Linked DNA regions of Homo sapiens: region 2 is linked to region 1. The links are chromatin contacts, found by Hi-C in ENCODE. All regions are on one chromosome and are shown on one strand. The core of a region is the stretch at or near the end of the contact, and the rest is flanking DNA. Distances in the headings are between cores, read along the strand shown. Region 1 holds the start of MED15 (mediator complex subunit 15). Region 2 holds the start of PPIL2 (peptidylprolyl isomerase like 2).

The links. Hi-C counts contacts between places; a loop is a spot of excess contacts on that map. Pooled maps may share reads with other maps.
Region 2: a loop to region 1 is called in a pooled map, with 6 times the contacts of the local background. The contact joins the promoter of PPIL2 here to the promoter of MED15 in region 1. A Hi-C loop is called at or near these places in 4 of 50 pooled maps.

Annotation. Positions count from the first base shown.
Region 1 is chr22:20,505,329-20,511,971 of GRCh38, forward strand. It overlaps MED15 (mediator complex subunit 15), which reads left to right and starts at 2,282. Exons shown (of 18, transcript NM_001003891.3): 1 at 2,282-2,418. The coding sequence starts at 2,351. RefSeq lists enhancers at 1-385, 2,265-2,374.
Region 2 is chr22:21,664,217-21,670,036 of GRCh38, forward strand. PPIL2 (peptidylprolyl isomerase like 2) reads left to right here and starts at 1,796. Exons shown (of 20, transcript NM_014337.4): 1 at 1,796-1,915; 2 at 5,697-5,746. The coding sequence starts at 1,884. RefSeq lists enhancers at 1,728-2,638, 1,873-2,112, 2,183-2,232.

The sequences.
Region 1 (6,643 bases), core at 1,032-3,531:
AGGCGGGTGGATCGCCAGGTCAGGAGATTGAGAACATCCTGGCCAACATGGTGAAACCCTGTCTCCACCAAAAATACAAAAATTAGCCAGATGTGGTGCCAGGTGCTTGTAGTCCCAGCTACTCAGGAGGCTGAGGCAGGAGAATCACTTGAACCTGAGAGGCGGAGGATGCAGTGAGCTGAGATTGCGCCACTGCACTCCAGCTTGGGCGACAGAGTGAGACTCTGTCTCAAAAAAAAAAAAAAAAAAAAAAAAAAAAAAACCAAGGGCCGGGCGCGGTGGCTCACGCCTGTAATCCCAGCAATTTGGGAGGCCGAGGCAGGCGGATCATGAGGTCAGGAGATCGAGACCATCCTGGCTAACACGGTGAAACCCTGTCTCTACTAAAAATACAAAAAAATTAGCTGGGCGTGGTGGCGGGCGCCTGTAGTCCCAGCTACTTGGGAGGCTGAGGCAGGAGAATGGCGTGAACCCGGGAGGCGGAGCTTGCAGTGAGCCAAGATTGTGCCACTGCACTCCAGCCTGGGCAACAGAGCAAGACTCCATCTCAAAAAACAAACAAACAAACAACAACAACAAAATAAAACAAGGAAAAAAACACTAAAACCTTGGATGTCCTGGGCAACCCCGGTCAAGATGATCACTCTAGATAGAGTTTTTAAAAATTAGTTTTCAGCCTGGCCAAGATGGTGAAACCCTGTCTCTACTAAGGATACAAAAAATTAGCTGGGCTTCGTAGCAGGCACCTGTAATCCCAGCTACTTGGGAGGCTGAGGCAGGAGAATCACTTGAACCCGGGAGGCAGAGGTTGCAGTGAGCCGAGATGTCACCACAGCACTCCAGTCTGGGCAACAGGGCGAGACTCCATCTCAAAAAAAAAAAATTAGTTTTGCCACCGGGCACGGTGGCTCATGCCTGTAATCCCAGCACTTTGGGAGGCCGAGGTAGGTGGATCACCTGAGGTCAGGAGTTCGAGACCAGCCTGGCCAACGTGGTGAAACCCTGTCTCTACTAAAAATACAAAAATTAGCCAGGCATGGTGGGGTACGCTTGTAATCCCAGCTACTGGGGAAGCTGAGGTGGGAGAATTGCGTGAACCCGGGAGACAGAGGTTGCAGTGAGCCGAGATGGCACCACTGCACTCCAGCCTGGCCAACAAGGGCTAAATTCTATCCCCCCCCCCTCAAAAAAAACAATAACGATTTTGGGAGTATTAGAGCAGAAAACGTTTGAAAACATGAACAGCTCTCACATCAACACAAGACATGAAACTCTGTTGGCAAGAGAGGCCTCTTTGGGGAGAGTGCTCACTCCTCTCCCACCCACTCTCTACCACCTTCAACCTCCTGTCTGGGGCACAGTAACAAGGGGTGTAAGGGGTGTACAGTGCCTAGCAGGGGCCTGGCACTTAGGCTTCAGTAGGTGCCAGTCCACAGTCTCCTGAGGCCCATGTTGGTTGGTGTCCACCTGGTGCTTATTGACCACTTGGGCTCCAGATTTTCCTCACGTCACCTCCCTCCCCAGGGTAGCAGATAAAGGCCCCATAGTTCCAAGGAGGCAGAACTTTTACATTCCTAAAAGCATTCTCAGGCCCCCATAACCCCTCATCCCACCTTCAGCTCGCTCACCTTCACCTATCAAATTCGTTTGACATCTGGCCTCCAGCAACTAGCTAGGCTGAGTTCTCCATGAAGGGGACGTGGCTGCTGGTCAAAAGGGAAAGCCCATGTCTAAAAATTAATTAACGTGGTTTAGGGGCCTCACATTCCCAACCCCCAAATACAGCCATTGTGAGATGTGAGATTCAAAAAATCGAAGAGTGAAGCGGTGATGAGAGTCCATCTGGTCGCTCTTCGGATGCGGCGCTAGCAGGCAGTTGCATGAAAGCAGATCCCAGATCACGTTGCACTGGCACACAGTAGGTACCCACACATATTTGATAAATAAACACTCTCTCCCTAGCATTACTATAGATAGCTGGCAGCTTGGCCTGGCATCCCGGAGGGGTCTGGATCTCAGGGACTAGATAAGGCCAGCACACTGAAGAGTTGCAGAAAATGCAGGCGGTCAGGCGCAGGTCTGCTGCGGGAGCACCTGCCGTGTCCGACAGCTGCACTGGAAGAGGGGCGTGTGTCTCCCAGCCGGGCGGAACCGAGACCGCTTCGTCCCCGGCGGGGAACTTCATTTCCCACAAGCCTGTGCGCGAGACTCCATTTCCCACAAGCCCTCCTTCACTTCCGGCTCGGCCGAGGCACTGCGGACGGCTTCCGGGTTTGGGCCTGGCTCTGTGACTGAGGCGGCGGCGGTGGCGGCCAAGCGGGATACGGGCGGCGGGAGCTGGGGAACAGGCATGGACGTTTCCGGGCAAGAGACCGACTGGCGGAGCACCGCCTTCCGGCAGAAGCTGGTCAGTCAAATGTGAGTAGTGGTCGGGGCAGGGGGCTGGATTGTGGGACCTTCCTCCTTAGCGTGGCGGGCGAGGCCAGGGCCGGACCCGTGAGAAACCTACGGCGCCGGGAGACAGAAGGCGCCGGGGACTTGCGTGGGTCCCAGGGCTCGGGCCCCCCCGTCTGTCCCCTCCGTTCCCGACATGGACTGCTCGTTTGCTTTCCTGGGGCCGAGCTCTGCAAACCAACGAGCCCTGGCTTATGAATCATCGTCTTGAGCTTTCTCATTCGTCATTTGTGTGCTTTGGGTGCAGACTTTCCCCCGCTTTTTGAACCACACTGAATAGGGAAAGGGAGAGAAGCAGCCGGCTGTAGTGGGTTTAGCAGGGCTGGGTGCTTCATGGTTTCTCTTCCAGAAAAGCGCATCAACGGTGAAAGAAAGTGATGGGAGGAGGGTGGATGTAAGATGAGATTGGGAAGGTAGTTGTTTGGGGTGTGGGCGGTGGGACGGAGGATCTGAGGGTGACCCCCCGAAGGAATGTGGACTTTGCCGAAGGATGGCAGGAAGCCGCTGTCAGGAAGCGATCGTCGTTTCTGGAGGAGAGCGTGAAGAGCTGGGGTCAGTGGCCCCGCTCAGAGGAACTCTAGCCCCTCACCACCGACTGCTTGTTTCTGTTAGCAGTTTTTTTCATGCGCGTCCGTGTGAAGAGACCACCAAACAGGCTTTGTGTGAGCAATAAAGCTGTTTATTTCACCTGGGTGCAGGTGGGCTGAGTCCGAAAAGAGAGTCAGCGAAGGGAGATAGGGGTGGGGTCGTTTTATAGGATTTGGGAAGGTAATGGAAAATTAGTCAATTGTTCTCTGGTGGGCAGGGATGGATCTCACAAAGTACATTCTCAAGGGTGGGGAGAATTACAAAGAACCTTCTTAAGGGTGGGGGAGATTACAAAGTACATTGATCAGTTAGGGTGGGGCAGGAACAAATCACAATGGTGGAATGTCATCAGTTACGGCTGTTTTTACTTCTTTTGTGGATCTTCAGTTACTTCAGGCCATCTGGATGTATACGTGCAAGTCACAGGGGATGCGATGGCCTGGCCTGGGCTCAGAGGCCTGACAGTTTTTAACTGAGCTTATTGGCGTGTTGTGCTCGCCACAGATTTGCCTGAGACACAGCCCCTTTCCTGAGGGATGGTAAAGGAACCGTCACAGCGCAGTCTTGTCAGTCTGTAATGTGTATACTGCAGGGGTTTCTTGCGAAGCGGCGGTTAACTTGAGCAGACCAGGGGCAGTCTAGTGAGTAGGTGACGAATAAATTGAGTCCTAGAAAGACAAGTAGGAGTGTGAATAGCCACCATTCCAAGCTGAGGAGTTAGGAAACATGAGCATTTACTGCGTGGAGGGAGGATCTTGTAGGCTGAGAGTTCTGGGGCTCGAGGAGTAAGAGAGCCCAGGAGATGATGGAATGAGGGTGAGCAGGTACTAGCACTTTAGTGGGGGTGTTGTGCCAAGGAATTGAGCCTGTGTTTGGCATGTGGCATTCTTTGGAGTAGTGAAATGCCAGTGTTGGGAATATGCCTAGAGTCCCTGTCCCTGGAGATGGATGCAGGGCAGAGAAGAGAGACCAGTTAAGCTATTAAGAGAGTTTGAACATTTGGAGGGAGTAGGGAACCTGTCCTTTTTCATCCTTATATTCTCACTGCTAGCTCACTGCCTGCCACATTGCTCCGTAAAATGATTGTGGCATGACCTAGTCGGGCGGGAGATTATAAAGGCCTGCATTAGACAGTGGTAGAAACTGAAAGAGGAAGACAGATTCCAGAGGAGGGGGAACGTAGACAATTCTTGATGACTAACTGGATGGAGGGGGGTGGGGTGTGGGGTGAAGCATTGTGGAAGGAAGGAAGCCGGGCTGAATGCTGGGAAACCTTTCAGTACAGTGGAAAGAGTAGGGACTGTAGAGTTAGTAGCTATGGGCTTTGGGAAGAATAGCCTTGGGATATTTCTGGGGATATTGCACAATCAGTGAACAGTGTTTTACTGATAAAATATAGTTATCTGTAGGTGAAAACTTGAGAGATATCCCACTTCAGGGTTCCTGCAAGAAAAGTCCCCAGGGCAAGGGTTCTTCTCTGGGAAAGCCCAGAATTAAGAACTGGAAGGGTGAGTTGTCATCAAAGAAAATGGGGGTAGGGGAAGTGTTAAGAGGGCTGGGAGGGTGATTGAAGAGTTTATGGGTGTTGAGTGACTGGATACTTCATAACTCAGCTTTATTTTGCTTCCGGGAGAATTGAGTTCTTTATTTTTTTCGATATTGCTGTTTGTGTGTTTTTCTGTTGCCGCTCTAACAAATTACCACAAGTTTAGCATCTTAAAACAACACACCTTTAGCCAGGTGTGGTGGCTCACGCCTGTAATCCCAGCACTTTGGGAGACTGAGGCAGGCGGATCACGAGGTCAAGAGACTGAGACCCATCCTGGCCAACACGGTGAAACCCTATCTCTACTAAAAATCCAAAAATTAGCTGGGTGTGATGGCGCACACCTGTAGTCCCAGCTACTCAAGAGTCTGAGGCAGGAGAATTGCTTGAACCCGGGAGGCGGAGGTTGCAGTGAGCCGAGATCGCACCACTGCTATCCCGCCTAGTGACAGAGCGAGACTCCATCTCAAAAACAAACAAACAAAAAACACACATTTATCATTTGGTAGTTTCTGTAGGTCAGAGGTCCAAGTAGGTTCCACTAGGTCTCCTGCTATCAAGGCCTATCAAGGCTGAAATCAAGACGTTGGCAGGGTGCATTTCTTACTGAATGCCTTGGGGTGGAACTTGCTTGCAAGCCCATTTATGCTGTTGGCCATATTCAGTTCCTTGAGCTTGTAGGACTGAGGTGCCCTCTTTCCTTACTGGCTGTTAGCCAGGAGTCAGTCTTTGTTCCCAGAAGCTGCCCGAATTCCTTCTCATGCTTTTTATGTGTCTCCCTCCAGCGAGGGCCAGTTCTTCTGCCACATCTCTCTGATTTCAGCTAGAGAAAATATCCTGCTTTTCAGGGCTCAGATTAGATTTAGTGCACACAGAGAAGCCAGGATAATCTCTTTATTTTAAAGTTTGTAATTTTAATTACATCTGCAGAATTCCTTTTGACATGTAATGTAGCATATTCACAAGTTCTAGGGATTAGGCACGAGATGGGCATTCTCCTACCACAGCCGGGAAGAGCAGTTTCAGAGGTTGCCTTCCCTAGGTGATGTGGGTGTTCTCAGTTCTCAAATTTGTCTGTTTTCTCTCTAGGGTTCACTTTCTCTCTAGGGTTCACGTTGAAAGTCGTGATTCTTGGTGCCTTGATTTATTGTGCTCATAGGGTTAAAAAAAGATTTGCATTAGAATTCTAGACATACCTTTAACTCTTAACTTCCTCCCATGTTTTTACACTGTTGTTTAAATTTGGCCATTTTGGGAAATGCTTTATACCCAAGTAATTTATAGTTGATGAAGGGATAGAGAAAGTGTCTTGCTTGTGGCACCGTGACTCACACCTGTAATCCCAGCACCCTGGGAGGCTGAGATCTGGGACTACTTGAGTCCAGGAGTTTGAGACCAGCCTAGGTAACATAAACAAATACAACAATCAGCTGGGTGTGGTGGCGTGCACTCGTAGTCCCAGCTACTCTGGAGGCTGAGGTGGGGGGATCGCTTGAGCCTGGGAGGTCGAGGCTGCAGTGAGCTACGTTCACACCACTGCACTCCAACCTGGGCCACAGAGCAAGACCCTTCTCAAAAAAAGAAAAAAAAAAAGCATTCTGAGTTTTGACAGAGAAGAAAACATTTGATGGTTACTTATCTGTCTCTACCAAGAGCCTAGGGAACAATGCCCCAGAGCATGAGCTGGTATATAGTCTAGTCTCCTGGCTCCCACTGAGAAAAAGGGATTTTGAGTTGAGGCTGGCTATGACTAGACAGCCATTGCAGGGACTCTCCAGTTCAGCCTCTTAGCCCTCCACTGCCTCCACCTCATCTGGGCCCATTCTGGGCTGTGGTCTCCTGCTCTCTTCCCAGTCCCATCCTTCTTCCCCCAACAGCACAAGTGAGGGTGAGGCCTAAAGTGTAGCCACTGCCCTGCTGCAGAACAATCAGTGACTTTTCTTAGCATTAGAATAAAACTCCAGATGTCCCACCCTCCCAGCCCCTCACCCTGACCTGGTATAGTCATCTCTTCTCCTACCCCCACCGTGTTCTGACCTCTCTGGTCTTTCAGCT
Region 2 (5,820 bases), core at 546-3,045, 1.2 Mb after region 1:
GAGGATTGAAAATTCTGCTTTATGGCCGGGTGCGGTGACTCATGCATGTAATCCCAGGACTTTGGGAGGGCTGAGGCGGGAGGATCACCTGAGGTCGGGAGTTCGAGACCAGCCTGACCAACATGGAGAAACCCCTTCTCTACTAAAAATACAAAATTAGCCAGGCGTGGTGGCGCATGCCTGTAATAATCCCAGCTACCTGGGAGACTGAGGCAGGAGAATCGCTTGAACCTGGGAGGCGGAGGTTGCAGTGAGCCAAGATCACACCATTGCACTCCAGCCTGGGCAACAAGAGCAAAACTCCATGTCAAAAAAAAAAAGAAAAAAAAAAAGAAAATTCTACTTTGACCAGACATGTTAATTTAATTTTTTTAGGCAGAGTCACTCTGTCACCCAGGCTGGGATGCAGTGGCCTAATCTTGGCTCACGGCAACCTCTGCCTCCCCAGTTCAAGCTACTGTCTCGGCCTCCCAAGTAGCTGGAATTACAGGTGTGTGCCACCACACCAGGCTAATTTTTTGTATTTTTAGTAGAGATGGGGTTTTGCCATGTTGGCCAGGTTAGTCTTGAACTCCTGACCTCAAGTGATCCGCCTGCCTCAGCCTCTCAAAGTGCTGGGATTGGCCGGGCGTGGTGGCTCACGCCTGTAATCCCGGAACTTTGGAAGGCCAAGGCAGGCGAATCAGGAGGTCAGGAGATCGAGACCATCCTGGCTAACATGGTGAAACCCCGTCTCTACTAAACACACACACACACACACACACACACACACACACAAAGTGCTGGGATTACAGGCGTGAGCCACCACGCCCATCCAGACATGTTACATTTCAGATCAGTGGTTACCCAAGTGGAGATCAGGAACCTGGAGTGCTGGTGACTTAGTACTGGGAGTCATGGGATACAAATGGCATTTAAAATTAGGAGCCTAGGCAAGATTACCCTGGGCCTGAGTGTAGCTAGGGGCCCAAGGTACTGATCTGACCCAAGGGAAGGGTCTGGCAGAAGAGACGGAAGGGATCAGGTAGGGCTTTGGACCTCTAGGCTTGATGGCCACCTGCTGCTGGGCCTCCGAGGGGCCTGGAGGCGGTGGGGACCGAATATGCAGAGAGAATGAGAAGTGAGCGAGTAGAACGAGAGTGGTACATGGCTTTGAAGGCATCTGCCACGGAGGCGGGAAGGGATGGGGTGGAGGCTCATGAGACTTGAAGCTCTAGGAGGACGTTGAAAAAGACCTGAGCGCTGGCCGGGCGCGAAGCCTCAGGCCTGTAATCCCAGCACTTTGGGAGGCCAAGGCGGGAGGACTGCTTGAGCTCAAGAGCTCCAGACCAGCCTGGGCAACATTGTAAGAGCCTGTCTCTACAAAAAATTAACAAATTAGCCGGGTGTGGTGGTGCGTGCCCGTAGCTACTCGGGAGGCTGAGGTGGGAGAATCGCTTGAGCCTGGGAGGTCGAGGCAGTAGTGAGCTGTGATTGTGCCACTGCACTCCAACCTGGGCGACAGAGCGAGACCCTGTCTCGAAAATAAATAAATAAGACCTGAGAACCCAGTATGGGAATGGCCCTGAGCCGTGGCTAGGGGGGTAGACAAGGCGGTCCAGACAGACCCCTCAAGAAGATGGGGCTTCGAGGCTGAGGGAGCTCGGCCCCGAAAAGACGCCTGCGGGAGATGGCACACCTAGCTAGGACCCCATACTGGGCAGGCGATCCTTCCGAGCATGAGCACCTGGCGCTAGCGAACCACAATTCCCAGCACGCCAGGCGCCCGTTTCCGGGGCGCGCCGCGGAACCCGGAAGTGGTCACGGAACTCGGCTGCGGCTCCATGGTCTGAGTTGTCAGCCGTTGTTTTTTCGTGCTCGCTAGTCGCCGCCGCCGCTCCGCCATGGGGAAGCGACAGCACCAAAAGGACAAAATGTAAGTTGAGCCGCAGTCGGGAGCGGCGCTCCACTCTGCCTCAGTGAACCGCCTGTCCCGCACTGCGCGCCGCTCGCCTTCCCTCTCAGCTACTCCCCAGAGCACAGCCCAAAGGTCACTTCCTCCCGGAAGCTGCCGCCCTGTCTCCAGTCAGGGTAATGACCCTCGGGCCGCCGCGCTCTCCCGGGGCCGCGGCTCCGATGACGTCAGCTGCGGGCTCGAGCGCAGCCCGGTTTTCCTTACTCTGGTTCTGCCCGGACCGTCCCCCGTCTGTTCGCGAGTTTCGCCCTTGAATGAGTAGTCTCTACCTCTTCCGTACTTCACGTCTCGCTGTGTTCTGGTTCATGCCTATCAGCCTGCAAACGTGCTGCAGAGCCTTCTAATTTAAAGCAAACCAGGTCGGGCGCAGTGGCTCACCTGTAATCACAGCACTTTGGGAGGCCGAGGCGGGCGGATCACCTGAGGTCAGGAGTTCAAGACCAGCCTGGCTAATACGGTGAAACCCCGTCTCTACTAAAAATACAAAAATTAGCGGGGCGTGGTGACGGGCGCCTGTAATCCTAGCTATTTGGGAGGCTGAGGCAGGGGAATCGCTTGAACCCGGGAGGCGGAGGTTGCGGTGAGCCGAGATCGTGTCACTGCACTCCAGCCTGGGCGACAGAGCGAGACGCTGTCTCAAAAATAATAAATAAAATTTAAAAATCCACCCGTGCCCCGTGCCCCACGTCCCACGTTCCCCTCCCGCTGCCGCCGTGTTGTTTCTCTTAAGAACAAGTGAGAGACTAGTGGCTTCATGCTGTTTTCTGAGTCTCTTGAAACCACTCAAGTCAGAATTTCGACCCCAGAACTGTTGGGCTTCTCAACAGTATGTCACACCGTTGACCACTCCCTCTTTCTGAAGCCCTCCTTTGGTATCTGGGATTTCACCTGCTCTTTGTTTTCTCTCGACTTCAGCGGCCTCTCTTTTCAGGTTCCCAGCGACTTCTTGTTGCTAAATATAGTATTCAATCCTCAGTCCTCATTTTTTTTTTTTTTTTTTTTTGAGACGCAGTTTCGCTCTTGTTGCCCAAGCTAGAGTGCAATGGTGAGATCTTGGCTCACCGCAACCTCCGCTTCCCGGCTTCAAGAGATTTTCCTGCCTCAGCCTCCCGAGTAGCTGGGATTACAGGCATACGCCACCATGCCCAGCTAATTTTGTATTTTTAGTAGAGAAGGGGTTTCTCCATGTTGGTCAGGCTGGTCTCGAACTCCTGACCTCAGGTGATCCACCTGCCTCGGCCTCCCAAAGTCCTGGGATTACAGGCGTGAGCCACCGCGTCTGGGCAGCCTCAGTCCTCATTTTGTTGGGCTTCTCAACAGTATGTCCCACTGTTGACCACTCCCTCCTTCTGAAGCCCTTCTTTGGTATCTGGGATTTCACATGCTCTTTGTTTTCCATCGACTTCAGCGGTCTTTCTTTTCCCAGTCTCCTTTCTGGACCCTCCTCCCTTCTCTCAGATCTCATACGTTTCTTTTCCATAAACATTCTCTGTGGGTGATATAATTTCCCAGTCATCTATAAGCTGCTTTCCCCAGTCTTGTGTAGTTAGTGGCTTACTTAATATCTCCACTGGAGGACTGAAAGACATCTCAAATTTTTTTTTTTTTTTTTTTTTTTTTTTTGAGATGGAGTCTTGCTCTGTCGCCCAGGCTGGAGTGCAATGGTGCCGTCTTGGCTCACTGCAACCTCTACTTCCCACATTCAAGCAATTCTCCCACCTCAGCCTCCCCAGTAGCTGGGATTATAGGTGCCTGCCACCATGCCCATGCTAATTTTTGTATTTTTAGTAGAGACAGGTTTTCACTATGTTGGTCAGGCCGGTCTCGAACTCCTGACGTCGAGTGATCGACCTACCTCTGCCTCCCAAAGTGCTGGGATTACAGGCGTGAGCCACCGTGCCGGGCCAGACATCTCGAATTTAATATGCCTTAAACAGAACTCTTGATTTTCAGCTCTTGAGCCTGCTCCTCCCTGTAAACTAAAAATAAAACCCTAAGTCCCCCCACTGGCTAAGCAGACACCCTTGTGGCCAAGAGAACCCCAGGAAAACCTTAAAACTGAGTTCCTGGCCATGATGGGATAGAGATCAGCTGTGCCTTGTTATATCCCCCTCCCTTTTGTGGCTTAGACACAACAACTGACCAGCATTAATGTTGAAATAGAGATCATAAGGGGCCAGGCACGGTGGCTCACACCTGTAATCCCAGCACTTTGGGAGGCTGAGGCGGGTGGATCACCAGGTCAGGAGATCGAGACCATCCTGGCTAACACGGTGAAACCCCATCTCTACTAAAAATACACAAAAAAATCAGCTGGGCGTGGTGGCAGGCGCCTGTAGTACCAGCTACTCGGGAGGCTGAGGCAGGAGAATGGCGTGAACTCACGAGGTGGAGCTTGCAGTGAGCCGACATTGCACAACTGCACTCCAGCCTGGGCAGCGAGCAAGACTCCGTCTCAAAAAAAAAATAAATAAAATAAATAAAAATAAAGAAATAGAAATCATAAGATTGACAAAACAGACTCTTTGTGGCAATAAGATACCATTTTTTTTTTTTTTTGAGACGGAGTCTCGCTCTGTCGCCCAGGCTGGAGTGCGGTGGCATGGTCTCCGCTCACTGCAAGCTCCGCCTCCCGGGTTCATGCCATTCTCCTGCCTCAGCCTCCCGAGTAGCTGGGACTACAGGCGCCTGCCACCACGCCCGGCTAATTTTTTGTATTTTCAGTAGAGACGGGGTTTCACTGTGTTAGCCAGGATGGTCTCCATCTCCTGACCTGGTGATCCGCCCGCCTCGGCCTCCCAAAATGCTGGGATTACAGGTGTGAGCCACCGTGCCTGGCCCTCTATTTTTTTTTTTTTTTTAGTAGAGACTGGTTTCACCGTGTTAGCCAGAATGGTCTCCATCTCCTGACCTCGTGATCTGCCCGCCTTGGCCTCCCAAAGTGCTGGGATTATAGGCGTGAGCCACCTTGCCCGGCCGGTTTTTTTTGTTTTTTGTTTTGTTTGTTTTTGAGACAGAGTCTCCCCCGTCCCCCAGGCTGGAGTGTAGTGGTGCTGTCACAGCTCACTGCAGCCTCAACCTGCCTTCCTGCCTTAGTCTTTGGAGTAGCTGGGACCACAGGTGTGAGCTGTCACACCTGGCTAAGTTTTAAATTTTCTTGTAGAGACAGATTCTCGCTTTGTTGCCCCAGCTGTTCTCCAACGCCTGGACTCAAGCAATCTTCCTGCCTTGGCCTCCCAAACTGTTGGGATTATAGGTGTGAGCCACTGTGCCTGGTCTCCATGTCTGTTGTGTTTATCACTGTGTGGCTGACATATAGTAGGTGTTTTTTTGTTTGTTTGTTTTTTTGAGACAGAGTCTCACTCTGTCACCCAGGCTGGAGTACAGTGGTGTGATCTTGGCTGACTGCAACCTCCGCCTCCCGGGATCAAGCAATTCTCTGCTTCAGCCTCCCGAGTAGCTGGGATTACAGGCACCCACCACCATGCCCAGCTAATTTTTGTATTTTTAGTAGAGACGTGGTTTCACCATGTTGGCCAGGCTTGTCTTAAACTTCTGACCTCTAGTGATTCGCCTGCCTCGGGCTCCCAAAGTGTTGGGATTACAGGCGTTAGCCACCGTGCCCGCCCCATAGTAGGTATTTAGTAAGCATTTGCTGAGTAAGCAAAGATTACTCACTTCCAAAGACTTCGTCCTCTTTATAAAGGTGGTGGTGGTAGCATTATCTTCCTCTCTTCTTCAGGTACATTACCTGTGCTGAATACACTCACTTTTATGGTGGCAAGAAGCCAGGTAAGGCATGCAGTCTTTCTGTTCCCCGTTGGGGGAGTGGTATTAAGGAACTGTGTCTTCAGGATACAGTGAGC